Linked DNA regions of Mus musculus: region 2 is linked to region 1. The links are chromatin loops, found by intact Hi-C in ENCODE. Cell type or tissue: left cerebral cortex. All regions are shown on one strand. Each heading gives the region's core, and the rest is flanking DNA. Links, peaks and the distances in the headings are about the cores only. Region 1 holds the start of Abhd6 (abhydrolase domain containing 6). Region 2 holds the start of Gm52100 (a long non-coding RNA gene).

Region 1 (15,881 bases), core at 2,874-10,873:
CCCTGGCCTTCACCTAGCCATGCCATTCACAAACTAGGACGAGCAGAAAGGTCTCAAAATGAAACAAAACTGACATCTCCCAAGGGACAAATTTATCCTGATTGAGCCTTCTGCCCATCTCATCACCATGGAAACTCAGTGAGGAACTTGGAATTATGCACGAAAGTTACCCAGAAATGATGTCTTCCATTGTCAAGGGTTCTAAATTTACAGTTTTCCAACTCTTCAAACCTGGCTTCACATCAGCATCTCCCTCAGAGTCGGCAGGCACAATACTGATTTTAAAACTCTTGTGGGTTGGCTGGCCCGCAAGAAAGCTCAAGCTGGCCTCAAGCTGGCCTCAAGCCTGCTCTGCGTAGCCAAGGATGACGTGGAACTGCGCATCCTCCTTCCTTCACCATGAAGCAGACACTTCAGCAAGTGAACCCTATCACTTGCCCAAACGAGATATATGGGTCTCAGAGCACCTGCCCCTCACGGCGGGTAGTCTAAATACTCAGAAACTTACAAAAGCTAGGAAAGAACGGTACCACTGATCTACACTGGAGCCTGGTCCATATGTGGCTCTAAGTGTGCACAAAATGTAGCAGTAGATAAAGCTGGGGGGAGGGGTACAGCAGAAACAAGTGTAAGAAGATTTCTGATGCTCCTGCCTCACAATGACACACCCTCTGTGCATTCTGTTTCTTGGCCTGTAGACAATTTAGCAGGAGATATTAATGCCACCAATAGGCGGCTTTCTTGAGGTCTAAGTTATACAGTGTTGCCATTTGGAACTTTCCATGAAAGCCTGCCTCACACAGCTGTTGGCCATATTTGAAACAGGAACTGAGTTTTAAATTTAATTGAAAGCCCTTTTTAAAATAGCAACATGTGGCTAATCGTTAGTATATTAAAAAACCCCAGAAAGTGTTTCTGTCCCTACAGGGTCACAAAATAAAAGTTTTATGGCCTCTTACATTTCCTAGAGCAGGGAAATGTATAAAGATTTATGTCTTAAAGTATCTAAGCTCAACATATTTGTCAATTTGTATTCCAACTAAATGCAATTTCAGAGAAATTAAAAAGTAACACATTTTCCACTGGCCTTGCAGTGCAAGCTTGTAATCTGAGCTGCAACAGGGTTGCAACTAGGACAGGAGATTCACCAAGGCCATGCCTTCCAGCACAGGAAACATTCAAGGCCAGCTTCAGCCAGTCAGATGCTCAAAATTAATAAGAAAAACTGATGGTGGTGGTGGCAGTGGTAGTGTGTGTGTGTGGTGTGTGTGGTGTGTGTGTGTCTGTGTGTGGTGTGTGTGGTGTGTGTGGTGTGTGTGTGTCTGTGTGTGGTGTGTGTGTGTGTGTGTGTGTGTGTGGTGTGTGTGTGTCTGTGTGTGTGGTGTGGTGTGTGTGTGTCTGTGTGTGTGTGGTGTGTGTGTGTGTGTGGTGTGTGTCTGTGTGTGTGTGGTGTGTGTCTGTGTGTGTGTGGTGTGTGTCTGTGTGTGTGGTGTGTGTGTGGTGTGGTGTGTGTGTGTGAGTGTTATGTGTGTCTGTGTGTGGTGTGTGTGTGTGTGAGTGTGTGTGTGTGTGGTGTGTGTGCATGTGTGTCTGTGTGTGTGTGTGGTGTGTGTGTGTGTGTGTGTGTGCATGTGTGTGTGTGTGGTGTGTGTGGTGTGTGTGGGTGTGTGTGTGTGCGTGTGTGTGTGTGCGCGTGTGTGCTGGTAAATCATTCAGTAAGGAAGCACCTGACATGAACTTTGACAACCTGGGCTCAATCCCTGGGGCCTAGAAGATGGAAGAAGGGAACCAACTCTTCATGTGTGTGCCATGGTATATATGTAGAGATATACACAAATAAACATGTAATTAACTTTTAATTAAAAAAAAAAAGGGTGGACTTGCACACTCGATAACAGAGCGCTTGCCTAACATGTACAAGGCCCCGGGGTGAGCACCCACACCCCTTCCACCCTGGGGAGTGGGGAATACAGCCTGCAGAACTTGCCTCTCGGTATACTGCAAACACGGAGTTTTAAAGGTGACACCTCTGCCCTTCTTTTTGAAGTCACAGCACAATAACTGATCTAGTCACCAAAACATCCAAAAACTAGTAAAGAGTATTCTTTCAGCTGCTCAGTTTCTTTTTCCCCTCCCAACCCCAAATATGATCCTTGGTTCTAAAATCTTCCCCCAAGACAGAGCTGTGGCAGCAACACATCCTGTGAACCAAGGCCATCTCTAAGGCAGCTTTTGCTCCTCACATGAAGTTGCATAGGGTTAGGGTTAGGGTTAGGGTTAGGGTTAGGGTTAGGGTTAGGGTTAGGGTTAGGGTTAGGGTTAGGGCTAGGGCTAGGGCTAGGGCTAGGGTTAGGGTTAGGGCTACGGCTAGGGCTAGGGTTAGGGTTAGGGCTACGGCTAGGGCTAGGGTTAGGGTTAGGGTTAGGGTTAGGGTTAGGGTCCAGTTGCACAATCTCTGTGTCCACACTCACTCTCCCTATGCAAATCCCCACAGAGCTCATGGCCTACCAGTTATAGGAGCTCAAGAAAGAGAAAGTCAATCTGCTCTCAATGCAATCTTAGGAGATGGGTTACAGTTTACAAAACTTCATAGGCTTGAGTTTAAAAAAAATGTTTACTTCTGCTTGGCCAAACTCACTTTCAAGTACAAAGTGTGAGTTGCTTATTTGTGATTGAATATAGCTCATGCAATCCCAAGTAGTGGTCAGCAATCTCAACCCATGTTGGTGACCCACACACCAGGCTCCTCTAATGTAGGAACAGTTACTAAAAGCTGAAGCTCAGGGGGTAGGTAATGTGCCCAGGGTCATAGCAGGCAGAGTGGGAATGTGCGCTCAAGTCTTTCACTGTGGGGGAAATCTTTTATGTATGAACAAAAGCAATTACAGTACCAATATAGCAGGAGCCTTTCTCCTTGTGGTCCTGCTGGGCTGCAGTGAGGGAATTTAGTGTTACAGGGTTTAGAAATAATGAGCCTACTATTACTTTACAAACCAGTCTACCTGCTGTCTTCCATGGAGAGAGGTGTGTGTGTGTGTGTGTGTGTCTGTCTGTCTGTCTGTCTTGGAGAGCGCTAAAGACTCCCTGATGATCAGAGAACCATAATTTGCTTATTTAGCTATGCCAGGGATTAACCCAGGGCCTATCACTTCCTGGGTGAGCGTTCTAACACTATCTTCCTTACTCCCCAACCCATAAAGGTGAACTTTAGAAAAATTAACTGGTACCAAGAACACAGGTGCCATATTTCTATTCCCTATATTACAAGAGTATTAATAAATACTTCTTATTAATAAATAAGAAGTTAGCCACAGGGGCTAAACCTGGCTAAACAGTTAAGAGCACTGGCTGCTCTTGCAAAGAACCCAGGTTCAATTCCCAGCACCTACATGGTGGCTCACAAACATCTGTAACTCCAGTTCCATGGGAATCTTACACCCGCATATAACTTCCTTAGGTACCAGGCATACACATAATATACAGACATACATGCAGACAAACCATCCATATACATTAGTAAAAATTAAAAAAAAAAAGGAAGTTCTTAAAACTAGGTAGAAAGTCAGTGGCTCAGTGACACTGAGGTCAAACTCAGTGTCTTGGGAAGGGACATTTTTGAAAGTCTCAGAGAACTGTCCCTTAAGAATTGTATCAACCAGACACACACCTTGTGGTACTATCAGGGCAGTAACTCCAGTGACATTCTTTAAGTGGCTTAGGACAGAGCCAGGAAGTCAGTACTTAACTTTATGTTAGCCATTATAATTACATTCAATTTTTCAATACCAGCTAGGAGCAGCCGGGCAGTCACAAGGGATTTTTGAGCAGGGAGTGAAGCAATGGTTGTTTTCAAGGTCCCAGCTAGAGCAGGACTTCCTTTTGTTAACCACCTAGCACCTAACTCAAAATACTTATCCCCTGCACACACAGCTGACTGATTGTGCCCCACTACGTGGATGTGGTCTCTCCCTAGATCTGTGGACCCGGGAATGAATCATGTGCTCTGTCCTGCAGCTAGCATTTCACAATCTGCATCTCTAGGATGACCAGAAAGCCTCGGGGATGATAAAACGAGTTCTGGCTGTCAAAGTAGTTAGACCAGCATCCTGACTCCGCCAAAAGCTGGGAAGCACAACTTGAAAGGAGGCACATTTGATATTAGTGGAAGAAGAGAGATGTTAGGGGAAGTACAGAAGTCTGGTCATGGTAGGGGAGGTGACATGAGACTAGGTCATTTGGGACTAGGTCATTTGGGACTAGGTCATTTGGGAGTGTTAGACAGCCAGACAGGACTTGGAGAATGGACTGGCCCCTCCCATCATGAGTTTTGGGTTCCACCTCTGGTATCCCTGGCAACGCATTCTTTTTTTAAGAAAAGGAAGCGTCATAATTGCCTTTCTTTAATATTTCAAGTGCCATATGCAGGGGAGGAAGCTAGAGGCAGGTGGTCTTTGTTGATTCCCAGAAAAAGACCGCGTTTCCTCCCGGTAAAGCACGGTCTTTAAGAATTGATCCAACTGGACTTGTCAGTCACCTAGCCAGGAGACCGCCTCTTAGCAAAGCTGATATGCCTGAAGACTGCTAAGGTAATGGTACGTACAATAATCACCTTCATGAGATAAGTACATACAGACCCCACAAAGCGGCTGCTTACACGTCTTCACTGCTCAGTTTACCCGCTTTTCTGAGCTCTCTTTCAAAAATCCAATTTTCCCCTTCCCCCCTTTCCGCCTCTTCTTCAGATCCTAAGCACGCTTGCCCTGACATTCTGAACACTCACTCCCAGACATTCGGAACTCCTTCCATACAGCTGCTTGCAGACTTCCCATTGCTGCGCCTGTTTTGACCCTACTTCAAAGGACACGAGGTAGGGTCTTCCTCTTCCTCTACCATCAGCCACAGAGATTTACATCTTGCCTGCCCAGTTTTCTCTCAAACTCCAAAAACAAGGTCTTTAAGCTTTGACATTTTTTTTTTAAATCAACGAGACTACGAATCCTCAAAAGGGTGCCGAGATTCCCTGGTACCAGGAGAGCGAGTTGTAGCCCTGCTCCAGGGTGGTGTAGGAAGCAAGGAGTTGGGGGGAGCGCGGGACTAAATCCATCCTGGCACTAGGAGAAAGGCACCGCGGCTGCTACAAGCGCGGAGCATCCGGAGGAGGAAGAGAAATAGGATGCAGATTCCACTTCTCACTCTATCCCTGGGTTTAAGGAGGCTGGCAGGCGGCCAACCAGTGGCGACGAGACCCGGCTTGGGGACGTCTCAGGCCTTTACCCGGGATTTGCACCTTAAGAGAGAGCGGGAAAATGGAATACGAAGGGAGGTTTGTATCTGGGACTTATCTGCATTCACCCTTGCGATGCTGGGGTGAAGAAGGGACTGGTCTCGGAAAGTGGGAGCAGGTGGTCAGGTCGTAGGAATGGGAGGCTGCCATCCCTCTCCTAAGAGCGTAGCCACCGTCGCCTTTCCTTCTGCCTCGCTCACCAGACCTACCTCAGTGACCGCGGTCCTGCTGCCCGTTCGCCGCCCTCCAGTCCCAGGTCCCCGCACCTGCGCACTCTCGCTCTCGGCAGTGGGCTTGGCTTGACTCCTTAAAGGCGCAACGCACTCGCTCGCGCCCTCCGACAGAAAAACCCTCCCAGCCCGCATCAGGCGTCGTCTCAGCAGCTGGAATTTGTTTGGAGGACGCTCTCCAGGGGACGCTCCCCATCCCCGGTTCAAAAAATATCAAACCCGGAGATACAGTCAGTATCCCTCCCCGGAGCGCCTCTCCGCACGAGCACCCATTGGCCAAGCCGAATCATCCCTTTCACAAAAAGTGCTGGGGGGGGGGGGTCATTAGGGCGCAGGCATAGCCACTCTGCCCTGCGAAGCCACGAAGCACGTGGGGTACTGTTTCGTTTATTGAGCATCTACTGTTTGCCTGGCACTACTGAGTATCACACCAAAAAGATTTATGCAGGGTCTTGGCCCTGAGAGCTTAGGAAATCCAAAGCAAATCCAAAACTCAATCCTGACTTACTTCTCAGCACCATATAAAAAAGCTCCTGGTTGAAAAAGTCCTCCAAGGGGAACGCGGTTCAGAATAGAATGAAATGTACCCAATAACGCAATTTAGTTCAAGTGACCAGATCAAGAGAAAAGGCCACTCATCGTGCCAAATAGAAACATCCCTGTGGTCTTCAATAGCCTATGCTTTTGAAGGTCCCACTTCAGGTAGGGCAGAGAGGCAAGCAGATCTAGAACCCCTGAGGTGTGACTCTGATTTCTAACAAAGGGCTCCCCCTGGTTACTAGATGCAGCCAGAATCCAGGGCTCAGGAAAGCATTGAAGTTAGACTGGGGGTAACTGCAGCACTAGTTTCAACAGCACTTTTCAAGGGACATAAGATTGTTCTAAAATCCGTAGGAATGAGCAGAGTCAAGAAAAGCAAAAACATCCCTAATTTTAAAAAGGGGGGGGGGAGCCCTCAGGACTTAGAACAGGAGCACAGTAGTTCACACATGAGGCACAGCACAGAGATGGATTTTTAAGAAGCCGATGAGGGCAGTGGTGGGGCACACCTTTAATCCTAGCACTCCAATGGCAGAGCCAGGTGGATCTCTGAGTTTGAGGCCAGCCTGGTCTACAGAGCAAGCTGGATCTCTTGAGTCTATAGAGTGAGTTGCAGGACAACGAAACTGTTGAGAAAGAAAGAGAAAGGAAGGAAGAAAAAGGAAGGAAGAAAGGAAGGAAGGGAGAGAGAGAGGGAGGGAGGGAGGGAGGGAGGGAGGGAGGGAGGGAGGGAGGGAGGGAGGCAGGCAGGCAGGCAGGCAGGCAGGCAGGCAGGCAAGCAGCACACCTACTTCCCTCTCCTGTGAACTGAGGTTAGAGGGGACAGTGAATCACAAAGCAGCATAGGACAATCTGTGTGGGCGGCCAAACAAACAAGTAACCCTATCACTGCAGCTGGCGGCACAGTGGGCTGCACGGGGAGTGGAAACAGCTCCAGTGTGTGAGCCACTTGATCCCGAAGTGGCAGGGAACAGGCTGAGCTCAGAGTGAGAATGGTGACAGATGCTGAAACACAGCCAGTGAGGTGCTGTGGAAGAGAGCTAGAAGAAAGCAGCTGGTAGAGAGCAGAGTGATCGGCTTTCCGCCCTTTTCAGGCCAGGTCCCAAGCAGATTGGTCTGGTTAAGGGCAGGTGAGCAGTTAGCCTTTGGCGGAACTTCTCCTCCTTCCCTAGTTTGGGCGTAACGTTTCGGTTTGTGTGCATTAACCCCCTTGCTTTCAGCGGCAGCCTGTGAGTCTGCTGTTTAACCATAGGGAAACCGAACCTCAGTTTTGGGTAACTTGTCCAAAGTCACTGCAGGGGTGATAAGGGCCTGTCAACCAACCTGGCGCTCTGGAGGACCTCCGAGGCTTTGTGAGACACATGCTGCAGGCTGAGGTAAAGACTCCACTGAATTCACAACCTGTGGGAGACATTGGAGAAACTGGGGGGACTGTTGGAAATGCACCTCATTTTAGTGACGACGCCTCCTCACCATTGCGGCTACATTTGAACACAGCTAGGTTGGATGTGAGTGGGTCTCCATGGAAACAGCTTCCACTGACTTTCTGTAGAGAATTGGCTTTTAGTCCCAGAATTAATTCTAAATACAGTTTCTGGACTTTCTCTGTACCACCTTTACACAGGAGCTCCTTAGGGCAATGCAAAGCAAAGGATGAGGGCACTGGTTGGTCTCTGGCATGTCAATTCTGCCGATCACTCAATGGACACTCTGAGAATTTGTCTACTCTCTCTCAGCTCCAGCTTATACCCTACTATACAATAGGGACAGTATAGCATTTACCTCTTACATTTATCCATGTTAAGAAATTCTTAGGTAAAATAAATATTATGTCTACTACTTCTTGCTTGCCCATCCTCTGCGTCCTAACCTAACCCTAATGCCAGAATGATCAATTAATTCCGATTTGCCTGTGACTTGTTTATTTAGTGTTGCAAAACTAGTACCCTAGGGACTGAGTTGATATCACGCTTGGGCAAACTGGAAAGTCTAAAGTAGCCAATGGGACGCAAGGCGATTTGAGCTAGAGATTTAGTGTGGCAATTCAAATTTGTGACTGACTTTTGGCCATTGGATACAGATATTTCAGAGACCCAGAAAACTCAGTGAAACTGAAGACAAGCCCATTAATTCCTTAACTCTGAGTTAAGGCAGAAGGCATTTTGGTCATCCTTTCATGCTTTTCTTAGTCTGAGTTCTGTTGGTATAACAGAATACTGGGCTGATTTATAAAGAAACAAGAGCCAGGTGTGGTGGCTGCTTGACTTTAATCCCAGCATTCAGGAGACAGAGGCAGGTGGATCTCTGTGCGTTCCAGGCCAGTTCTGGTCTACAGAGCTAGTTATATACATATAGCTAGGAAATGTAGGGCTGTTATACAGAGAAAAGCCTGTCTTGAAAATGAAACAAATACAAGACAAAACAAAACAAATAAACAATTCCACCATCACCACCACCACCACCAACAACAAAACTAGGTTCATCTTGTCTCTCGGCTCAGAAGGCTGGAAGGTCCGGTCAGGGAGGTGCTGTGTGCTACTGACTGCTTCAACACATTGCAGAAAACATGGGGAGGAAGAAGCAGAGTGAGAAGAAAGCAGAACCCAGTGGGAGGATTGGTTTGTAACAACCTGGAGGTGAGATAGTCTTCCATGTAGCTTAGACTGTCTCACTCAACCTGCGTACACCTGTGGAGTCCTGGGATGACAGGCATGTGACATCACACCTGGCTTAATGTGTCGTTCTTGCTAGAACAAGCCCAGTCCTGTAGAAGAGGACTGCTCCCTCTTAGTCATTAATCTTGTTTTAATGGTTCCACCACCTCTTAACACAGTTCTATCAATCATATTCCGTAACGCAACCTCCACCCTTGTGAGGGCAAACTGTTGAGAAAGTGTCTGGAAAGCCCCACTGTGTACAATGATTCCACATACCACATCAAGAACTACTCGTGTCAAAGTGTCCAGAGCTGATGTCTTAAATCAGAACACTATGGACTGGAATGGCACTGACCTGCATCTAAGTTTGGTCTGGGGGCCTCTTCGGAGGCTCTCCTCTACAGAGGAATTCCCTGTCTTAGAGTGTCATTCCCACCTGGAGAGTCACTTGTGAGTCACCATTTAGTTGAGGTTTGACAGCTGCTCCAACCTGCTTTCCTACTCTGCCTTTTCAGCTGGTGTGGCTTCTGATGGATTAACCTATGGAAGCCTAATGTAGGATGACTCAGAAGAAGATATGATGCTCCGAGAACATGACTCATAATCCACTGGGGACCCCTATGCCACAGTCTGGGTGTCCAGAGAGCTTGGTGTTTCTGTGTATTTGAAACTCGTCAGAATCAAAATGGAGCTTCTTACCCTAACACAAACCAGGAGCTTCTGAGGGAAACGCTCCTGGCTCTGTCATTTGGCAGTGATTACCACCAAAAACACTCTTCTAGAACCGCTACCATACACAAAGGCCATCACAGTGACTCACAGAATTATTTCTAGACAAGCACGGTGGCACATACCTGTAATTCCAGTACAGGAAACATTGAGACAGGAGAATGGCAAGTTTAAAGTCAGCCTAGGCTACCTGAGACCAGAAAAAAAGTGGGGGAGGGGGAGGAAGGGAGAAGGGGGGGGAGAGAGAGAGAGAGAGAGAGAGCTAGACACATTCAGAGAGCTTTTACTATATAATTGGACTGTGTGCTTTCAGATAGTCAAAGTTATGATGGAGGGAGGGGTCATATAATGTTCGAGTGAGAATAAAGATGTTCTAAGGGAAATACTGTCAGACCAGTCTCCTGTCAGGCAGAGGGGGGCGACTTGCCTCCCAGGAAGTGATTTCATGGAGTTCTGACAAAATGTGGGACCACTTTTCAGATCAGACTAGACAGTGATGCATCTGTGACAGGCAGGGTCAGACCTTAGCCTGCACTGGTTTTTTTTTTGTTTGTTTGTTTGTTTGTTTGTTTGGTTGGTTGGTTGGTTTTTTTTGGTTTGGCTTTTTTGAGACAGGGTTTCTCTGTATAGCCCTGGCTGTCCTGGAATTCACTTTGTAGACCAGGTTGGCCTCGAACTCAGAAATCCGCCTGCCTCTGCCTCCCGAGTGCTGGAATTAAAGGCGTGCACCACCACCACCTGGCTAGCCTGCACTGTTAATGATGCATATCTTTTGCCTTCCAGGTAGTCACTGTCCTAGTTGTCCCTCTTCCCAGTGTGACCAACTGAAGGGATCTCCTTTCTCTGCTTTTCACTTTCACTTCTCTTTAAGGCCCATTGAGGACAGGTGGCGAGCCTGGCTTGTCAGGAATGCCAGTGCGCAGTTGTGACATTAGAGGGGACCCAAGGCAAGACTGCTACACAGATGCGTAATTTAGATGGGATCCCGGGGGACGGGGGGTACTATGAAGGACATTACTAAACTGGCTGGCAAAACCGGAGTAATATTATAGATTAGGTAACAATACTGTATCATTGTTAAACCTGGTTTTGGTAATACTCATCTGGATATAAAGAAAACATACTTGTTCCTGGGTCATGCACCCTGATGTTTAAGGGTAAAAAGTCACACTGTCTGAATCCTGCACCTGAATTGAAAAACTTGTACACAGAGCAGCTAGCAAAAAGGAAAGGTTAGGTAGAGTATATGATTTCTTCTCACCGTTTTTGAGATTTGTATGTACATTTGGGATTATTTCAAGGTAAGAAGATAATTGTAGGTAGGTGAAAGAACTTCATAATTTTTAGCGTACCTCTGCTTCCAGGCCCTCACAGCGCCCTCTTGTGGTCAGGCTGGGAAGGTCAGCTTGATGCCAACAAGCTGCTTTAGTATCTCCAGAGGCCTTGCCCTGTTTGTTTGCAAGAAAGCTGTGAGAGAAGAGCAATGGAGGGAGGAAAGTGAGAGAGAAGAGCTGCCAGAGGGAGGAACTGGAGAAAGAGCTGCAATGGTATCGTTTGACCGACTGCGCTCTTTTGATTAAAATCTGAGGGACAGTGTTTAGCACTGAGGGGGGAGACGCGAAGGCACAGCCAGCTCATCAGCCAAGAAACCGTGCTCCCACCTGCCAGACGAGGGCGCTGCTTCCTCTAGTTTCTACCCTGAAGGGCCAACGCGGAACTCCGGAATGAGATGCCAGCTGCGGAATTAATGCGAAATGAAGAAGATAGAGTCACGCCAAAGCAAGGTCCCATTTGTGCCCTTATTTAAGATCGATACTCTGTTCACTATGGTTTTTTTTTAATAAATTTTGATTTTTACAAAATATGTAATGAAATTACCTTGATTTTTTAATTTGTTTGGCATTACCTTGAAATTTGTACCCCAAACCAGCATCTTGTTGGCCTCTCCCTAGCCCAGCCTGGCAGATCTAATAATCTATGCATTGCAACATCACCAGCTCCAAGTCACAGACTGGTCAGGCAAAGTCTGAAGTTATACGGGTCTTTTTGTACCTATAAACAAAGAATTAGCCAAGAGAATTCGTTTTGAGAAAGCAAATGAAAGTCTTCGATGTCACACCATAACCAATGGCTGGGCTCAACGCAATGTCTTGTCTCTGACTTTCTGTTCCTTCATCTGAAAACTAGAAATAGCAATGCTTTTCCTATGATATTTTAGAAACTGCTTCTCCAATTCTCCCTCCCTCCCTCCCTCCCTCCCTCCCCCCAACTCCCCCCCCCCCCCCCGTGTTGCATATGTGATGAGTGTGGTGAGTGCAGCATGGGCTCATGTGTGTGTGTGTCAATAGATGTGGAGGGCCAAAGAGTGTGTCCAGTGTCTGCCTGGACCACTCTTCACCTTATTCCTTTGAGGCAGGGGCTCACTGAGCCTGGAGTGCTCACAGTTTTTGGCTAGACTGACAGCCAACAAGTCCCTGTCTCCATCCCTCACAACCCTGGGGCTATAGGTATATATGAGACCACGCCCAGTCAGGCGGGCTTAGTGGACCACGCCTTTAATCCTAGCACTCGGGAGGCAGAGGCAGGCAAATTTCTGAGTTCGAGGCCAGCTTGGTCTACAAAGTGACTTCCAGGACAGCCAGGGATATACAGAGGAACCCTGTCTCGAAAAAACAAAAAAACAAAAAAACAAAAACAAAAAAAACCACGCCCAAGTTATTACACAGGTGCTGGGCTCCCAAGTCAAATCCATGCTTGCATAGCAAGTTCTCTTGACCACTGGACTGGCTCTCCAGTTCACAGATAACAATATTTTGTTCACACAGATGAAAGGCTAGGCATTGTGCTAAGTTAGCGTTTTAGTTAAAAACTAACTTTCACAGCTGTACTATATGGGAGCAAATATTGCCCATTTTTAAAGTGAGGGAACGGTCACAGAGGTTTAGTTATTTGTGTGTGGTTGAACAGCCAGTAACTGGAAGCACACTTGCTCTGACCTCCACACCAACATTCTCAACTAGACTGATCTAGTGTTAGGGGGGTGTTACACCTGGGGCTGGAAGCAGGGGTGAGGAGTGGAAGGGGCGAGAGGGAGGCAGTGGGAGAGGAAGTGTGCATGATCTGGAGCACCTACCAAGAAATATGGCCGTTCTGCCAAACAAGAGCCCCTAAGGGGATGGAGAGGTCGTTTGCTTGGTTGGATGCTTGCTAGCATGCTTGGGGCTGTGGGTTTGACCTCCCAAAGCACAAGAAGGGGGAGCAGGGGCCCTCAGAAGGTGAAGGCAGGAGAATCCGAAGTTCAACGTTATTTTTGGCTACATACGGAGTTTGAGGTCAGTCTGAGCTAGGGGTCCTGTTTCAGAAAAAGAGAAGGAGAAAAAGGAAATTTCAAAGAATTTTGAAAGCATGACACGTGAGCCTTCTCTTCCTATGGTGGTTCTCTTCAGTGCAAGTACAGCCTGCGTATACTCTGTCCTGTGGGGCTGAAACTGAGAGCCTGTTTCATCAGCTGGTACAAAGGGGTCCACAAGAATACAGCTCCCACTGTGAGAGAATAGGGACTAAGAGAACCAGATATGAATGATGGTGGCCTAGAAGCATAAATTTAGGCTTCCCAGATACTGAGTTTCTACACGATAACATCTTGGGGTTCTGTTTGCTTGTTTATGCGTATGGGTGTTTTGTCTGCATGGGTGTCTGGCACCCTGTGCATGCCTGGTGTCTGTGGAGGCCAGAAGAGGACCCCTTGAACTAGAGTTCCAGACCATGATGAATGGCCATGTGGGTGCTGGGAGTTGAATTGGCACCCTCTGAAAGATCATTCGGTGCTCTTAAGCTCTGAGCCATCTCTACAGCCCCTAGTTTCAGGATGTTTTTATAGGAACAAAACAAAAGAAAACATTGGTGGGAATACCAGGTAGGTGGCTTCAACAAAGCAGAAAAACCCATGTTATTGGCCTTAGTTGCCACCTGATGACATTCTTGGATTCCTGGTTAGAGGGAGCTAGGGCTCTGCCCATGTATTCCAACAGGGGTTTACCTGACTGTCACAGGATGTGAGGTCAAGCACAGGTGTTGGCAATGGGTGGCCTTTAAAGGGCGCTGAAGATGGCTGCAGGAGAATTTGAGTTTTCAGTCAGAGCGGTGGTATTAGCCAATCAGCTTTGTAGGATCTGGAACGTGGGTGCGGCTCCACCACCCCATCCCTGGTGCTTTGGTTTACACACATGAGTTTTGCTAGAATTACACAACGTTAGCTTGTGCTTCTCACCGCAAGCCTGAAGCTGCTGATGAGATGTGATGACACAGTAGTGTGTGCATGTCGCAGGATTGCTGTCTGGCTGCTCACACATTGCTTCGCACAGCTGCGTCAGACACTGGAAACACCTGTTTGGGTCACACGACCCAGCCCTGCCCACCCTGGGACTTTCCTGCTGGCTCTTTATCTCTGCTGCCTCTGAGGGCCTCAGCCTGTGACGCTTCTGCTCCTGGGATCTCCACCTCACCTTCCTCAGATGCCAAGGTATCCTTGCTTCACTGAATTCAAACTAAACCTGACCTTATGCACCCACGGGGACTGCTAAGGAGACACTGCATAGATGTGTCCAGTGGTGACTGTTCACCAGGTCTTTGTCCCCCAGCAGGTGGCTCCACCAGTCCAGTTCCTTCTGTGTGAACATTGCCAAGCTCATCAACTCTCAGGGAGAGGCCCATGGCTACCACAGGAGACATGCCTAGAGATCAGAGCTAACCCCACCCCACCCCTGCCCACTGAGATTATGAGTGGCTTTTAAGGAGGCTGGTTTGTAAATGCAGCATGACGTTTTCCTCATGAGGACAAGAAAACCAGAGGCCTCTCTAATGGCTAACCCATTACCTTCATTTCCTTGGGGATTGAAACGCGTGATGGTGAGTTCCTCAGAGAAGTGAAAGTGACCTAGAGGGATCCAGTAATTCCTGTTATCAGCCTGCTTTATAAGTCAGTGAGCCAGGCACTGTCTTCATCCAGCCTGAAGTCCCAGGAGTGCAAAGATGTCCCTGCACCCAGCTTCCCCACGCCTGGCCTCCCTGCTGCTCTTCATCCTTGCCCTCCATGACACCCTGGCCCTAAGGCTCTGCTCCTTCAATGTGAGGTCCTTTGGAGCGAGCAAGAAGGAAAACCATGAAGCCATGGATATCATTGTGAAGGTGAGTCATGTTCCTGTCCTGGACACCACTCGCACCTTCTCCCAGCTGTGGACTCCAGGGGTCTGAAGTTGCCCTGGAGGTGAGGGGGAGGTAAGGACAGGCTTAGAAGGTGGCTAATGATGATGGTCACTCCATTACCATCATCACTCAGCTCTGGGTATTCTCTGTTCCATCTTCAGACTGGGTGGATCTGTGCTTCCCTCGGGGGTGTTGCAAGTTTGCTTGAGCAGGTAAATGTGATGCTCTTGCCAGAGTCTGGCTGGCAGTCAGTTCCAGGTACCGGCTGCTGTTCTGACGGTTTTAATTGAACATACTGAATGTCTGTGTCAGTCACTGTAAATACATAGTCTCATTTGTCAACTTTTCAAGCAAGGGCTGTTGAAGAGAATGAACTCAGAAGGGCTATGAGGTGCTGGGGAGCTCCAGGGGCTGGTGGTGAGGGAGCTGGGGCAGCCCTGCCTGCCTCCTCTTCATAATCTTGGTGAAGCAGGGGAGCCCCCTCCTGGCGCTCTCTCCCTCCCTCCTCCCCTCCCTCCTGCGTTCTCTCTCTTTCTCCCTTCTTCATTCTTCCCTTGCTGTCTCTCTCCTTTCATCCTTTAATCCCTTCATCCCTCTCCCCCATTGATTCCCCAACTCTCAGTTCTGCTCTGTCTCCCTTTACGAATATTTCTGTCCTTGGGCAATATGACCTGTCTGGGAAAGCTGCTTATAGTTTTCTGGAGCCAACTGACTCTCTGTCCCATGGGTTTTGATCCTGGGACTCTGTGGGGTGGCTAGTACTTAAAAACAAACAAAACAGAGTGGGATTGGGGTTTGCTTCCTTTGGTAGGATGCTTGCTTTTTATGAAGTCCAGAGTTCTATCCTCAGCCCTGCACAAACCAGGCATGGCGTCCAACACCTGCAATCTCAGTACTGGGGAGGTACAGGTAAGAGGGTCCAAAGTTCAAGGTCATTGTTGGCTGTAGAGTAGATTAAAGGTCAGCCTGGTCTACACAAGACCCTATCTTAGCACAACATGACACACACACCACCACCACCACCTCTACCAGTAACAGCAGCAGCACCAAAGGTCCCAGTGTGTGGTGAAAGTGCCAGCAGCCCTGGGTTCAGACCCCATCTCTCAGCTGAGGGAGCTCAAGGTCCCCGCTCTTCCTGATACTTCACGTAAAGTGGGTGTGGCCGGTAGTGCTAGTCGGTGAAGCCCACCTGAGGCAAGCTGAGCCCAGCGGAGGACACTGCTGTGCTACTGTCCG
Region 2 (15,881 bases), core at 3,096-11,095, 60 kb before region 1:
ACACATATTCACCAGGTTTCTGCTTGAATGAATTAGCAAACTCATTAAGCTCCTTAGTAGTGTAGCGAATTTCCTCATGGACTACACTTTCTACCTCCCCTCTAGGAGCCTGTTTTGCTTTGAGTCTGGTTACAGGTCTAGAAGAAACTATTGGTGGGCCGTGAGCAGACTCTGCAAAATTAATTTCCTCATGTGGGGAAGGCATTATTTCAAGAGGTGGGGCTGAGGGTACTACTTCCTCAGGTGGGGCAAACCCTTGAGAATCTGAGGATTCAAAATTCTCAGCTTCAACATGGTCTTCCCACACATCCCCATCCCATGTTGTAGGATCCCATTCTTTGCCAATTAGAGCCCTTACTTTAACTGTCGACACACTCTGAGGCTGAGACTTGAATTTTCGCTGTAGTTCAGCCAACCTTACAATGAGAGTTTCTGTTTGATTTTCTGCAACTTGAGCTCTATTGCTACAAGAGAGAAGATTCTCCTCAAGGACACACTTAGCAACTTTTAGATCGTTTACTTGTGTCTGGAGCCTTTCGATTTTATCACACAACTCCTTCCTTTCATTCATCATTCTTTCCACAGATACTAAGAGCAGCCAGCCAGTAAAATCATTTTCCGATTTTTTCCCCATCTTGTAGAAAGCTTTATGCACTGAATCACCTAATTCATTAAGAAAATCAAGGTCATTAGCTTCTTTAAGTTCGGAATATAGTTTCAACCATGGGTCTTCAAAATTCTCTGAGCTCCCAGGAGGGAGAGAATCTGGAGAGGTTTCAATATTTGAAAGTGCTGGTGGATCAACAAGCCAATTCCAGTATTTTAAAAGATTCATCCTTGTACTTCTGTTACTCTAGAACCACTCCTGGTACCAACTTCTGTATTAGTCAGGGTTCTCTAGAGTCACAGAACTTATGAATAGTCTCTAAATAGTAAAGGAATTTATTGATGACTTACAGTCGGCAGCCCAATTCCCAACAATTGTTCAGTCGCAGCTGTGAATGGAAGTCCAAGGATCTAGCAGTTACTCAGTCTCACGCAGCAAGCAGGCGAAGGAGCAAGAGCTCGAGCTAGACTCCCTTCTTCCAATGTCCTTATATTGTCTCCAGCAGAAGGTGGAGCCCAGATTAAAGGTGTGTTCCTTAAACTCGGAGATTCAATCTTCTGGAATCCATAGCCACTATGGATCAAGATCTTCAAACCAAGATCCAGATAAGGATCTCCAAGCCTCCAGATAAGGGTCACTGGTGAGCCTTCCAATTCCGGATTGTAGTTCATTCCAAATATTGTCAAGTTGACAACCAGGAATAGCCACTACAGGGAGTTTCTGAGCTACATACAAACTGTATGCCCTGCATTGCTGGCTGTTTGAGTCTGAGCTACGTACAAACTGTATGCGCTGCGTTGCTTGCTGGCTGAGTCTTGCTTCGGCTGCTTTGCTCCATCAGTCTGGCTTCATGGTGTACTTCTCTCGGCCACGTGCTTCTGGTTTATCCCATCTAATGGTGACCCCCTGCTCCCTCCATCTTCTTTCTCCTCCCCTTGATCTCTTCTGAGAGCCCTCACTCGATCCTCTAGTCCTGCCTTACTCTGTCCACTGCTCATTCACAGGCTTAAGCCTTTTATTAATCAATTAACTTTAAATTGGGGAGCAAGGTTTACACAACAAAGGTGATGTATGTGAGAATTCTCTCATTTGTCTGGCAACCAGATCTTGGGGTTCAGAATTTAGCTTCTGTATTTGTAGCACCAGACTGACCTCCAACAGGCTTCCTCTGAAGTCTGTACCCCACAGGGCTCTGGAGTATAAAAGACTTGCAATCTTTGAGGCAATCTCAAAGGAAGATCAAGCCTTCCTTGTCTGTGGCCACTTGCTTTCAGCTGCAGCAAATGAACATAAGAATGCATTGTACGGTGGCGCATGCCTGTCACCTGAGAACTCAGAAGGCTGAGACAAGAACATGGAGACCTTAAGGCTAGCCTGGGCTACATGGCTCACCCTGTCTCTCTTTCCTACCCCAACCTTCAAACCAAGCAACAACAACAACAAAATCTGTGAAGTTTGGCCTGGGATGGCTCAGTAGGAGACCACATGAGTTCAGGTGCACGCAAACCTGTGGGATAAAAAGCAGCAGGTCCCAGGAGCTTACTGCCAGCCAGCCTGGCATAAAGGTAGACTTTGGATTAAGTGAGGCTCGTCCCAAGGGAGTAATGCATACAGTAATGGAGCAGGACGCTGAATGGCTTCCTCTAAGCATACACACACACACACACACATGTGTACACGCATGTACATGCATATCCACACATGCACACACCACACAAAACAACAAAAAACCAGGATTATCAGTTAAATCTTGATACCCAGTAAATCCAAGTTCTAAATAAACAATCAGTAGGACACAAATTAAATGCTTTTATTAAAAATGTATTTATTACTCATCTGACATTAAATTTTTACTGGGTACCTTTTGTTTTACCGAGCAGCCACAAAAAGGTGGGAGAAGGGTGGTTGCAGCCTGTCAGTCAGCTGAGCCAGCAGCCGTGTACAGCAAGGCTGGATCCCAAAAGTTACTAAAGGGGAGCTGGAGGGATATGAGTGGCCTGTGCGGGCAGGGATTCTTGCAGCAGCTCAGTGGATCACAATAGATTAGACGCCCTGACCTAGAGCTGCAGGTCCAAACACCTCTAACACTTAATGAGAGCATGGCTTAGTCTCTGCTTCAGAGCCCTCACTTCTGCAGATATGTGCCTGTTGGCACCAAAGTCAGTCACTTTGTGTCTCAGCCAGCTTTGCTAAGCTTGTAAATGATGAGAGAGAGGGAGGGAGACTCTCCTTAGATAGATCTTGGAGAACAAAAACAACCCTCCAGACCTCAGTACAGGAAAATCCAACCATCCTGTACTGAAATGGATTGGTTCCTGGTGTGGGTCTTGAATCTGTCCCTGTCTTAGTTAGGGTTTTACTGCTATGAAGAGACACCATGGCCCGGGAAACTCTTAGAAAGGAAACCATTTATTGGGGATGGCTTAAAGTTGCAGAGGTTTAGTCAATCGTCATTATCATAGTGGCAAGCATGGCAGCAGGCAGGCAGACAAGGTTCTGGAGGGGCCCAGAGCTCTTTATCCTGATCTGCAGGCAGCAAGAGTGTGTGTCTCACAGTGGGCATCACTTGAGCATATATAACATAAAAGCCCACCTCCACAGTGACCCATCTCCTCCAACAAGGCCACACCTCCTAATAGTGCCACCATCTATGGCCAAGCATTCAAACACATGAGCCTGTGGGACCGTAGCTATTCAAACACAGTCCCTTACCCCACTCTAGCACCAATCCCCCTCCTGTCTTCCAGAGCCTCACAGGACAAGGACTCTGTCATGGAGCTCTGTCCTTAGCTCGCTTCATTCTATTCTGAGATAGGATGTCACAGGCTGACTTCCAACTTGTCACCCTCGTGTATTAGCCTCTTAAGTAGCTGGAATCACAGGTTTTTGCCATTATAAATGGTTAGATGCATCTTATCTGGAGAACTCTGCATTTCCCTTACAGAAACCTGGGGCTCTGTGGGGTTAGATTTAGAAGAGACCAAAGGTACAGAGGTAAGAGAAGCAGGTGGCAGGAGCAACAATAATTCCCAGCATAACTCCATTTATGGTTTGTTTTGGTTTGGTTTTTCAAAACAGGGCTACACAGAGAAACCCTGTCTCGAAAAACCAAAAAAAAAAAAAAAAAAAAAAGCCGTGTGCCACCGCTGCCTGGCTTCCATTTATGTTTTTTTTTTTTTTTTGGTATTTGTTTTTTTTTCCCATTTTTTATTAGGTATTTAGCTCATTTACATTTCCAATGCCATTTTTGTTTTTTTAAACCCACAAAAGTACCTGTTTATAGGTATGTATGTTTATAGGTATGTATATGTGTCTGCATGCACAGACATCCCCCCAAAAAAATGATGGGGGAGGGGAGGGCAGGAGGCATAGGTACCTTTCTTCTTAACATTTAGAAAATAAAAGTGATATGTACTATTGACATTGATAATTAAAATATTAGGGCAAGCTACTGATGGTCAGGAAGAGGGTGCTATGGCACACACCACATTCAGGCTGTCCCTTCTCCATGCTGGAAAACTCTCTTCTGCTGTGTGCTACCCACTTCTTCCAACAGAAGAGCTGAAACCTGGAGAGCAGGCTCCCATTCTTTATCTGTGACTCTGAAACTAAGCAAACATACAGAACAGAATCGTGGTCTCCTCACCCAAACCATTGTGAAGCAAAGACTTGTTTCCTATGTCATCCAACTTACACTGACAGCAGAAACATGAGCGTGTCGGATTGATTATGCATTGAGTTGGCATATACAGTCCCATGGTCCTTTTACACAGGGATGGTTTTGAATTGACATTCAGACCTGAGAGCCTTGGTGAGGAATTACGGAACTAGGTTCACAGTCGTCTTGGCAGTCACCTTCCAGGAGTTGTGTTTCAGCCAATGAGAGTCACATGTCCCAGCTAGCTTTGGCCTTGAGCCACTGGGATTGTCAGAATCCTTCATTCCCATCACCTGATGGAGCTGTATGGCCCAAGGTTCCCATTCACTACCCTGAAGGTTTAGGAACCAAAGATCCCGAAACTCGGAAAGGAACAGTTCCCACTGGTGTTCAGAGCAGCAGCAGCTCAGCAGTCTGATGTCTCTTCCTTTCTGATATCGGTGATGGTGACTCCAGACCCCTATTGCCACCACAGGCATAGGACCGGACAGGCCCACACTGTGGTTGTTATCAGCCTAGAGAATGTGGGTGATACTAAACCACAAAGCCCTGGGGTATCAGGGATCTTGAACAGTAGCCCAAGTACTGTTCCAGGCAGCTCTGCTCAGGCCTTGGCTGGTAGTTTGAGGCTTTTGCTATTGTCCCAACTTTGTTCATTCCTTCCCCATCAAAACACCTTCTACTTTTTAAGCCCCTGACAGCTAACCAGGAAGTCTACTATGTGGCTTCAGAGTGACACTGGAAGAGATAGAAAACAGCAGAGCCATGTTTCCAGTAACTAGGGGTAACTGCCTGTGCCCATGGGTGGCTGATACCAGGCAAGGCATAGGAAGGCAGGAGACAGAAGAGGGGACCAGACAAACACAGTAGCCTCAGACATGTTGCCCCACCTGGAAGGTATTCCAGTCCCAGTACTTTCTGAGAGTTTCCTCAGAGCAAAGCAGAGCAGAGAGCAGAGAGCAGAGCAGAGCAGAGAGCAGAGCAGAGCAGAAAGCAGAGCAGAGCAGAGAGCAGAGTAGAGCAGAGAGCAGAACGCAGAGCAGAGAGCAGAGAGCAGAGCAGAGAGCAGAGAGCAGAAAGCAGAGCAGAGCAGAGAGCAGAGCAGAGCAGAGAGCAGAGTAGAGCAGAGAGCAGAGTAGAGCAGAGAGCAGAAAGCAGAAAGCAGAGAGCAGAGCAGAAAGCAGAGCAGAGAGCAGAAAGCAGAGCAGAGAGCAGAGAACAGAGAGCAGAGCAGAGAGCAGAAAGCAGAGAGCAGAAAGCAGAGAGCAGAAAGCAGAGAGCAGAGCAGAGAGCAGGTATGACTTCCCTGGGATATGGGCCATCACAGGAGCTCTTGCAGAACATAGACTTGAACAGGCAGACTTGAACATTCAATCTGGCATATGTCACCCAGTACCAATGTCATTCTTGTTGTCCCCCCATCCTGGACAAAAAGCCCAGACTGATGGCAAATATTCTCACCATTGCTTGTCCCTCGGTATCTTCAGTATTGCCCAGAGGGCTCCATCTGCAAGGACTCCGATGGTCCTAACTCCATGCAGGGGGAAGGAGTCTGCTGGGGCTTTTTGTTTTTATCCCAGAACTTTCTGGCAGTCTTGCAGGAAGGGCTGGAATGAATGATTCCTTTCTTCTTCAGAATTCAGCAAAGGCACAGAGCCCAGCAGGATCTGGTGTGGAGGAGGCTAGCTGGCAGTAACTAGCACGCTTTTTGTGAGTACTGAAGCAGGAAACAGGGTGCAAGGGACCTCCCGGCATGGCTGAACCAGCAGAGAACTGGAAAACCTATTTTATGTGTTTATCAAAAACAACTCATATTCTTGGTTCATGACTTCTATTCCAGGTTTTCTGTTGACAGTGGAGGGAGTGGGGGCCATGTCCTCCTGCAAAACCTGCCTACTGTTCTTGAAAAGAACCCCCAAGACCAAGCTCTCAGTACAAAGGAGATTTATTTGCCCAGAGGGACAAAGACAGGAGGTAGAGGAAGGGGAAGAGGGGCAGAGGGAACAAAGAAGAGGGAGAAAGGAGACAAGGGAGAGGCCTAGGGGAGTGTTTGTTCTGGAGTGGGTCAAAGGACTGCTTTTGGATAGAGGGAGACAGACTAACACATAGGCAAATGGTGCTTTATAAAGAAAAACTGGGAGAGCCTGTTAGAAGGAGGTGTTTAATTTTAACTGGGTTTGTTAATTAGGTGAGCCAAAGAGGACTTGTGGGCTTCAGTACTTTGATAGTTGGACCTAGACAGTCAGCTCTAGGAGGAGGAAGTGGCTAAATTAGGGAATAGACCTTGGGGAGTAGCTTTCAGAATATAATCTAACAGTTTTTAGCAAGGCAGAGAGAATGGAGAGAAGGGCAAGGCCTGCCAGAGTCATGCTTGCAACGCTGGAGCTGGCCACAGTCCCTTCAGTTCTTCCAGTCAGGTAGGTGACAGCTCAAACCCTGCCACAAGGCAGATCCCTCTCCCCACGCCCCTCTGTGCTTTGGGACAGGCTTGCTCTGGTCACATGATCTTCTTGCCTCCTCCTTCCAGGTCCTATGGTTATGAGTATACACACTACACCTCCCCCACCCCCGGGGGAGGGGCTTCTAACCCTCACCAGGAAGAAATTCTATGTCCAGGAGTCAGCTGTTCCAAAACTGATCTGCAGGGCCTCTTTAGTGATTGATAGCAACCCATCTCTCACCACCCAGATAGAGACTCACCCCCTGCCCAGAGGCTGGGAACTCTTGGTAAATGAAGATCAGGATGCACAAACATCCACTGCCTAGTTCCTCTGAGAAACAGAACAGATTCTGTAGACTCTCTCTCCTGTTGAAGGACTCCCTTGTCTCACTTTACTTTTAGCTCCTGGAGGTGGAAGCTTAATTTTGCCCATTTTCAGCCGTTCTTTTCTAACGCATGCATTCACACCTGTACGTTTTCCTGATCAGTGCATCGGCTGCGCCTCACAAGCTAGAGGTCAGTTTTTGTATCTTTTCTAAGAACTATAGCGCATGCTTCTCTAGTCAACATTCACATCTCACCATGGATTTCCATTTAAACTATAAAAAACAGAAGCAAATGAAAAGGAGCAAACTGATGACTTCTGCTGTCCTTTTTCTTTTGCATTTTTAATAGGCTATCACTCTGAGACTTTAAAATAAACATCATTGTACTGATAAAACTTTCAAACATTTGTTAAAACAAGAATAAACCATACATTCATTTTCTTGTGTGAATTTGCCAAATATTCATGACTTTTTTCTTTTCTTTTCTTGGGTATTTTCTTTATTTACATTTCAAATGTTATCCACTTTCCTGCCCCCACCCCATCCTATCTCCCCTCCCCCTGCTTCTATGAGGGTACTCACCCACCCACTCCCACCTCCTCGCCCTGGCATTCCCCTACACTGGGGCATCAAGCCTTCACAGGACCAAGGGCCTCTCTTCCCATTGATGCCAGACAATGCCATCCTCTGCTACATATGTGTCTGGAGCCATGGGTGGCTCCATGTGTACTCTTTGGCTGGTGGTTTAGTCCCTGGGAAGTTCTGGTCTGGTTGGGTGATATTATTGTTCTTCCTATGGGGTTGCAAACCCCTTCAGCTCCTTCAGACCTTTCTCAAACTCCTTCACTGGAGACCCCATGCTCAGTCTAGTGGTTGGCTGTGAGCATCTGTTTCTGTATTTGTCAGGCTCTAGCAGAGCCTCTCAGGAGACAACTATATCAAGCTCCTGTCAGCAACCACTTCTTGGCATCTGCAATAGTGTCTGGGTTTGGTGACTGTATATTTGGTGGACCCCCAGGTAGGACAGTCTCTGGATGGCCTTTCCTTCAGTCTCTGCTATAACAGAAACTTGGTTGTATACACCTTTAATCCAAACCTTTAGGAGGCAGAGGCAAGTGGGTCTCTGTGAGTTCAAAGACAGCTTGGCCTCCATCAAATTCCAGGCCATCCAGGGTTATCTAATAAGCCCTCTGTAAACAAACAAACATTACTATTATATGGTGTTAATGATATGGTTAAACTAATTTCGACATTTGCACATCTTGTTGTCATACCAAACCATTTGTTTTTGATGTTTGTTTGTTTGTTTTGTTTTTAGTAGAGCTTAATATCTTGGCTCTTACTGTGGTACAAACCCAAAATAACAACTTTTAGACATTGGAGTTCATTGTAATAAGGCTGTACTTCAATGTCCCTCACATCACCAAAGGATTTTACCTCCATAGTAGCTAAGCTAAGAGTTGACAGTTCTGCTGCTCCAAAGAATGAATTGTAGGCATGATTATTTGGATATGTATTTCCGGCTATGGTCAAAGCTGTTTTTTTCTTTTTTTCTTTTCTTTTTTTTTGGCTTTTTGAGACAGGGTTTCTCTGCGTAGCCCTGGTTGTCCTGGAACTCATTTTGTTGACCAGGCTTGGCCTCGAACTCAGAAATCGGCCTGCCTCTGCCTCCCAAGTGCTGGGATTAAAGGCGTGCACCAACACCGGCCTGGTCAAAGCTATTTGACTTGAGTGATTGTCATTATTTTCAGCCTACTGGTGTTGGGCCTGATTTGGCCAGATACTGAGGCCTAGTGAGGAAGTCTGAGCCTTTACTCGAGTTTAGAGACCTGTCTTGTTCACTTCCATATTGGAGTGACTCAGCACAACCTGCTTAAGCCTGCCTCTGCCTAGCTTCCGCTGATGTGTCAATTTCTTATAGGCCCCGTGAGATCACCCCACACTTCTCGTCATCTCACCCTATACCCTCCGTCACTCTTCCCCATCCCCTATGTCATCTCACCTCACCAAAAATTCCCACCTCCTTCCTCAACCCTATATAAACAAAAGACTGATACAATAAAGCGAGTTTTGAGTTCCTGCTTTGACAGACTCCCTGCCTGGGTGTGTTTGGGGCCCTGACTGTCACCATCCCACAACTGACCAGGTTCTCTTCTCTCAGGCTAGACCTGCCGGGGAACAGGTTACATTCATTTTAGAAATGGTGTGTGTATTAAGATGATCTATCCATGAAGTCATTAATCAAATGTTTCAATGAACAATGGTTCTGCTTGAAGGATGGCACAGACTTTAGGTGAGGGCAAGATTCTGTTTCACTGGCTGTGATGAATTTGAAAAGCATTCATCTCAGAAAAAGAGTAACTTATAAGGTCCTCTTCTTGATTTATATTGATACAATATAAATATTAAGCAAGACATTCAGTCTCACTCTTTGTTGTTCTCTTACAAGCCACCTCCCAAGTTAATTGTCTACATTTCTTTTGGTTGTATAAATAATTTTGAAATATGTAAGCTGTTCTGAAAACCAAAGTATTGAGTAAAAACATCAAATAAACAATCCTACTAATAGAGAGGCTGAGATAGGAGAAGCATGACCTCAAGACCATTCTATGATGTATAGCAAGACACTGTCAAACAAGCAGAAAGTATATGGTTAGTACAACACTGGACCTATTTCTCCAATTACCAAATTAGAGAGACCACTGAATGACAGCCAACAGATTTCTATTTCCTCATATTTTTGAATTTCAATTAATTAGCATATGTTGGTAATATTAGTTTTAATATTAAGAGATATTAAGGAAAAGTGATCGTTACTTCCTGTATTTTTGTTGTTAGAGGTGGAATTATGTTTGTGTGGCTATCTTCTTCTTCTTTTCTTGACACAGGGTTTCTCTATGTAGCCCTGGCTGTCCTGGAACTCACTTTGTAGACCATGCTGGCCTTGAACTCAGAAATCCACCTGCCTCTGCCCCAAGTGCTGGGACTAAAGGTGTGTGCCACCACTGCTTGGCATGTGGTTATCTTCTTTTGAGTTTGTTGAAAGATTATTTTCTTGCTTTTTCTAGGGTGTAGTTTCTCTCCATGTGTTGGTGTTTTCTATTATCCTTTGTGGGGCTGGATTTATGGAAAGATACTGTGTAAATTTGGTTTTGTCATGGAATATCTTGGTTTCTCCGTCTATGAAAATTGAGAGTTTTGCTGAGTAAAGTAGCCTGGGCTGGCATTTGTGTTCTCTTAGGGTCTGTATGACATCTGCGCAGTATCTTCTGGCTTTCATAGTATCTGGTGAGAAGTCTGGTGTAATTCTGATAGGTCTGCCTTTATATATCACTTGACCTTTTTCCCTTACTGCTTTTAATATTCTATCCTTATTAAGTGCATTTGTTGCCCTGATTATTATGTGTCCGGAGGAATTTCTTTTCTGGTTCAGTCTATTTGAGGTTCTGTAGGCTTCTTTTATGTTCATGGGCAACTTTCTTTAGGTTAGGGAAGTTTTCTTCTATAATTTTGTTGAAGATATTTACTGGCTCTTTTTAAGTTGGGAATCTTCACTCTCTTCTATACCTATTCTCCTTAGGTTTGGTCTTCTCATTGTGTCCTGGATTTCCTGGATGTTTTGGGTTAGGAGCTTTTTGCTTTTTGCATTTTCTTTGACTGCTGTGTCAATGTTTTCTATGGTATCTTCTACACCTGAGATTCTCTTTTCTATCTCTTGTATTCTCTTGGTGATGCTTGCATCTATGACTCCTGATCTCTTTCCTAGGTTTTCTAACTCCAGGGCTGTCTCTTTTTGTGAGTTCGTTATTGTTTCTAGTTCCATTGTTAGATGTTGGATGGCTTTGTTCATTTCCTTTGCCTGTTTGTGTTTTCCTGTAATTCTTTAAGGGATTTGTGTTTCCTCTTTAAGGGCTTCTAGCTGTTGACTTGTGTTCTCCTGTGTTTCTTTAAGGGAGTTATTTATGTCCTTCTTAAAGTCCTCTATCACCATCATGAGAAGTGATTTTAGATACAAACCTTGCTTTTTCAGTGTGATGGTGTATCCAGGACTTGCTATAGTGGAAGAATTGGGTTCTGATGATGCCAAGTAACCTTGGTTTCTGTTGCTTATGTTCTTATGCTTGCCTCCAGACATCTGGTTATCACTAGTGCTACCTGCCCTGGCTATATCTGACTGGAGCCTGTTCTTCCTGTGATCCTGGTTGTGTCAGAACTCCTCAGAGTCAAGCTGTCCTTGTAATCCTGGGTGTGTTAGAGTGCCTGGGAGTAGATCTTCCTCTGGGTGTTGTGGAGCTGGCTGCGGACAGGAGTTTGTGCCCAAGGCCTGCTCAGGGCATCGGCCCAGACAGACCAGAAGGAACCTGTGCCACTGGTTTGGCGGAGTCCCTGCGTGCCTGGGTCCCGCTGGTGCCAGTTACTTCCAGTGTTGGGACAGATGTATCCTCCTCACCTCTGATCCTACGATCCTGACTTCTGCTTTTGAGAGATAATATCAGTACTCTAAAAACACGTGTAGGGGGCTGGAGAGATGGCTCAGTAGTTTAAAACACTGGCTGCTCTTCCAGAGGATCCAGGTTCAATTCCCAGCACTCACATGGCAGATCACAAATGTCTATAACTCCAGTTCTAAGGGATCTAACGCCCTCACTCAGACGTAAATGTCTGAAAAAAAAAAACTGTATGTGTAACAAATAGTTTTAAAAACCAGACACTTAGGATGATGGAGTAAATAGCTCAGCATTTACCAGCACACATCACTCTTGCAGAGGATCCAAGTTCAGATCCCAGTACCCATGTCAGGCAGCATACTACTCCTCCTGTAACTGCAGCTCCACTAGCCCCTGCACCCACCTTATTCTACCCTACGGAAAACCAGACACCGAAACATAATCACAGTAAATGTGCAATAAAAAAAACACACTTTATGGCCCGAGGAAAGGGCTCAGGAAAGGGCTTGCTGTGCTAGTATGAGAACCCACGTTTGGATCCCCAGCCCCCGTGTAAAAAACTGAGTACAGCAGCATGCGCCTGCAACCGCAGTGCTGGGTGTTAAGAGGATACAAGGGCTTTACTAGCTCCAGGTTCACTGAGAGATCCTGTCTTAAAAATAAGGAGGGGGGTGACTGAGAAAGACATATGATGCCAACCCTCAACCTCTGGCCTCCTCTTATGTCCCTGCAGATACGCACATTTTTCAGTGAACAGAAATCTACTAATATTACAGCCCATTGGGAGCTAAGAAATAAAAAGTACCTGGGTGTTGCCAGCCTAGACTTAGTAAATTTATTTCACATTATTGTGGTCTCTTTTACAGCTGTTTGGACTATTTTTTTTCAATCACACTATTGTTCACTGAATTCACAGAATTCATTAACAAACCGGTATTTTACTTCCAAGGGTTTTCAGTAGAACAGCAGAATAGAAAAGATGCCCATGAGCTGCTTGGTGTGACCCTCCAGTCTGATTAGACAGAAGTCTAGCACATTATTGCTTTATTAGTCCTATTTCTAAAGTTGTAAATCATTCCTAGAGCACCTTCCCAGTCAGGTGTTCTTCTGTGGTTGGTCAGATGCATCTGATCTGTGGGTGCCCAAACTCATCAGTCTGTATGTTCTCCCTCTTGGTCAATTCTTAGGGCTGACCGAGGTGGAGCAATGCCCCACCCCACCCCCCATGTACATTTCTACATCAAAAAAGGTAGAAACATTTTCTCTTCTCAGTCAGTAGCTCAGGCTGGCCTTGAACTCACTCTGTACCTGTCTGGCAGGCCTTGACCTTGGATCCTTCTGCCTCAGCCTCCTGTGTATCAGGCCTCGAGGCAGAAACCTCTTCCACAGTTCGCTGTCTCTTCCCTGGTCTTGGGTTAACGGGCAGCTGCATTCACACGTGGCCTATATGTAAAACTTGACTTAGCTCTAAACAAGAGTTTTCAGTAAATGACTAAAGCTCCTGTAGAAGAAGCCACTGACCATGCAGAGGATACATCGGAAGCAACAACAACAACGGAAATAGATGATGTTTAATGTATGAGGAATGTCTTAAAGAAAGTGTCCGTGGTGCTCGTGGTCCAGGGTGGCTGCCTAGCACTGGCTTCTCAGTGACATGAACTTGAAGACTTCTGGTAGGCTTCATGGCTAGATTTTTTTATTTGTTTTTTTTTTGTTTGTTTGTTCCATTTAGGTTTCTATTTTGAAAAAAAGGATCCTGGAGAGTTTCTTGTGGCCCCTGATGCTCTGTGGAACCAAGGATACTGGGATAGGCAACTGGCTTCCTCAGGGCTGTTGGTGCTCAGACAGCATTTGGGGCAGGATCCCTGAGAGTGGTTACTGTGTCAGGTTTTGGGGATGGGAGCAGATGCTGTGTGCACAATGCAAGCTGTGGCAACAGCCTCAGTTCAGCTTCTTGTTGTCTGTGTTATGCACAGAAGCTAAAAAGTCGACAATGAGCTTGGCTGTCTTCCTCGGTCTCTCCATCACTACCGAATGGCCACAGTTTTCCAGAACCTCTACCTGGGAGTTAGAGATTGACTTGGCTAATATGTCTGCCCCGGACACATCAAGCACCTGCAGAGGACGAGAAAGAAAGAAACATATATTTTTCATGCATTTCTAATCTCTGTAAGTACAGTGTGACTTCCTGCTTCTGCTCTGCCCACATAGGACTCACAATTGTTGTGGGTCACCCTGGGGCTGTTTGTATTCTGATGTTCATTCTGCTTCCTCAAGAGGGGCTTGCCCCCCCCCCCCCCCCCCCCGCAAATGTAGATTAGGAGATCTCACCGAACTTTCTCCCCATTCTCCCTGGCCAAAAAAAGGCTAGAGCTAATGATTGGGCAATGGAAGGGAAAGGTGGGACTGGAGGTCTTGAGCGAGAGATGGAGGAAGAGGAGGTGGAAGGAAGATGGAGAACCACGGGGCCTGTTGCCCGGTGAACTGTGCACAGACAGCCTGGTTCCCGGTCGAGCACAGGCCTGGAACCCTGGAGCCCTGGTGGGCGGTGACTTCCGCCTTCATAGGACTGTAGGAGTTCCAGGCCTCCTGGGCCTCTGGCTCCCAAGGCAGCTAAAGCCTCCCACAGCCCCCTGCAGAGAGGTGTGAGGCTATCAGCAATGCCCCAAGCTCCTGGTATTGTTCCTGGTATTGTCTGGACTCCACCCCCACAGTTACCTGGCAACAGCTAGGTATGCTCCTTCCCACAATTACCTAGCAACATCCTTGTTCTCTTACCCTCTTGTTCTCCCTCTTTGCCACTCCCTTCTCCCCTCCCTCCTCATGGCCATGGCCGCTCTCTTCTCTACATTCTCCCTTTCTACAATTAATGCCTTAAAACCATGGACTGCCTTTTTTTTTTTTTTTTTGGTTTTTCGAGACAGGGTTTCTCTGCATAACCCTGGCTGTCCTGAAACTCACTTTGTAGACCAGGCTGACCTCGGACTGCCTCTTCTCATCAGGATCCACCGTGCTGGATCTTGGAGCAGGTTTCCCTCTAACAAGCTGCGTGTCTAACCTCCCGCTGAGAAGCCTTCCTGCGCTCCATCTTGGCCACCCGCAGAGCAAGCCGCCTGGGCTAGCAGGACTCCTCTGCCTTCACTTTGCCCCCACCCCCACCTCGGCCAGAGTCTGCCCGAGGGTCCCCACTTTGTTCTCAGCTCTTCCAGCAGCATCTGGGATGTCTGAGAATGAGAGCCTGCTGCCTCCGTGCTGCCCAGGGACCCCAGAACCGGCTCTTCCATGGTGCTCAGTGGTCTGTGGTGCCCAAGAGTTGGACGCCGACTCTGGCAGGTTCTTGGGGGACCCTAGACTGCGCCTTTTCCCACCCCTGGAGTGGGATCCTGGGGCTTCTCACAGTCCAACGCCTGCCAGGCATTCCATCGGGTCTGCCTTGCCCAATGGCCCTAGCCCCCAGAGGTCGCGGGACACCATTTTTTTGCCCCACAATGGCCTGAAGAAGCCACAAGTAGCAAGGGGTCTCATAGCTGGGGAATAAATTAGTATGGTGATATATCTGCCCAATCTAGGCATAATTGTGTTTTGTTTTGTTTTTTTTAATATAGGCTTACTGAGGTAAGAAATTACCGCAACCCACAATGGTGATTTTCACCTTGGGGTGTGCCAGAGCTTGAATGTGTCCCTCAAAAGTTCATGGATGGGAACTTTATCCTTCTGTCCTCCTGAATGGATTAATGAACCACTGAGATCTCTGACCACAGGAATGGATTAATGTCACCATCCTGCTGTCCTCAACCCTGTTATACCACAGGAAGCCCCTCACTATATGCTGAGCACATCGTGGCACTCTGCACATGGACTTCCCAGCCTCTGAACCATTAGCTTATAAACTTCTAAGTCCTTATAAACCACTCAGCCTCAGGCATTTTGTTGTAAGAGAAAACAATCAGGAAAAAAAAACCAAAAAACCCTGTTTTTAATATCTTTTTCTCCGGATATTCTTTTTTTGTTTTGTTTTGTTGGTTTTGTTTTGTTTTGTGACAGGGTTTTTCTGTATAGCCCTGGCTGTCCTGGAACTCACTTTGTAGACCAGGCTGGCCTCAAACTCAGAAATCCGTCTGCCTCTGCCTCCCGAGTGCTGGGATTAAAGGCGTGCACCACCAAGCCCGGCTTCTCCAGATATTCTTGAACAAAAGACCCCGTGCATACTTTGGTATACACTGCTGTTCATCTGCTTTCTATACTTCTCTCTGCCTCTTCTTGCTTCAAACTTTATGGAAAATCTTTGGTAGGCATGATTCCTCAAAAGCAGCCACAAATGTGCTTCTCGGAATGAACTTGTTGCATCTTTGGAGAGCTGGCTGTGACCTGAATGGTAGCCCCATAAATTCTTAAGTTGAAG

The links. Peaks named below come from ENCODE experiments on the same cell type or tissue, not always from the same donor. Only the 100,000 strongest peaks of a DNase experiment are listed, where the experiment ranks them.
Region 2: it touches region 1 in a loop (2.4-fold over the local background); 2 of 42 quality-filtered maps call a loop at or near these places.

The regions. Positions count from the first base shown.
Region 1 is chr14:7,992,576-8,008,456 of GRCm38, reverse strand. It overlaps Abhd6 (abhydrolase domain containing 6), which reads right to left and starts at 5,569. Exons shown (of 9, transcript NM_025341.4): 1 at 5,494-5,569. Gm30244 (predicted gene, 30244) reads left to right here and starts at 4,403. Exons shown (of 2, transcript NR_168596.1): 1 at 4,403-4,592; 2 at 4,743-4,965. It overlaps Dnase1l3 (deoxyribonuclease 1-like 3), which reads left to right and starts at 14,275. Exons shown (of 8, transcript NM_007870.3): 1 at 14,275-14,627. The coding sequence starts at 14,472. In left cerebral cortex, for the core only: CTCF peaks have their summits at 6,288 and 10,873; DNase peaks (open chromatin) are centred at 6,552, 7,060, 7,514, 10,869 and 4 more places; H3K4me3 peaks cover 2,955 bases; H3K27ac peaks cover 3,315 bases.
Region 2 is chr14:8,053,184-8,069,064 of GRCm38, reverse strand. It overlaps Gm52100 (a long non-coding RNA gene), which reads left to right and starts at 5,524. Exons shown (of 3, transcript XR_003951032.1): 1 at 5,524-5,560; 2 at 5,902-5,975; 3 at 6,106-8,577. It overlaps Abhd6 (abhydrolase domain containing 6), which reads right to left. Exons shown (of 9, transcript NM_025341.4): 9 at 12,295-13,594. The coding sequence ends at 13,421. It overlaps Gm41094 (a long non-coding RNA gene), which reads left to right and starts at 13,456. Exons shown (of 2, transcript XR_874211.2): 1 at 13,456-13,648; 2 at 14,404-15,047. In left cerebral cortex, for the core only: no CTCF peak of the experiment used is centred there; DNase peaks (open chromatin) are centred at 4,454, 5,928, 6,419 and 7,076; H3K27ac peaks cover 3,002 bases.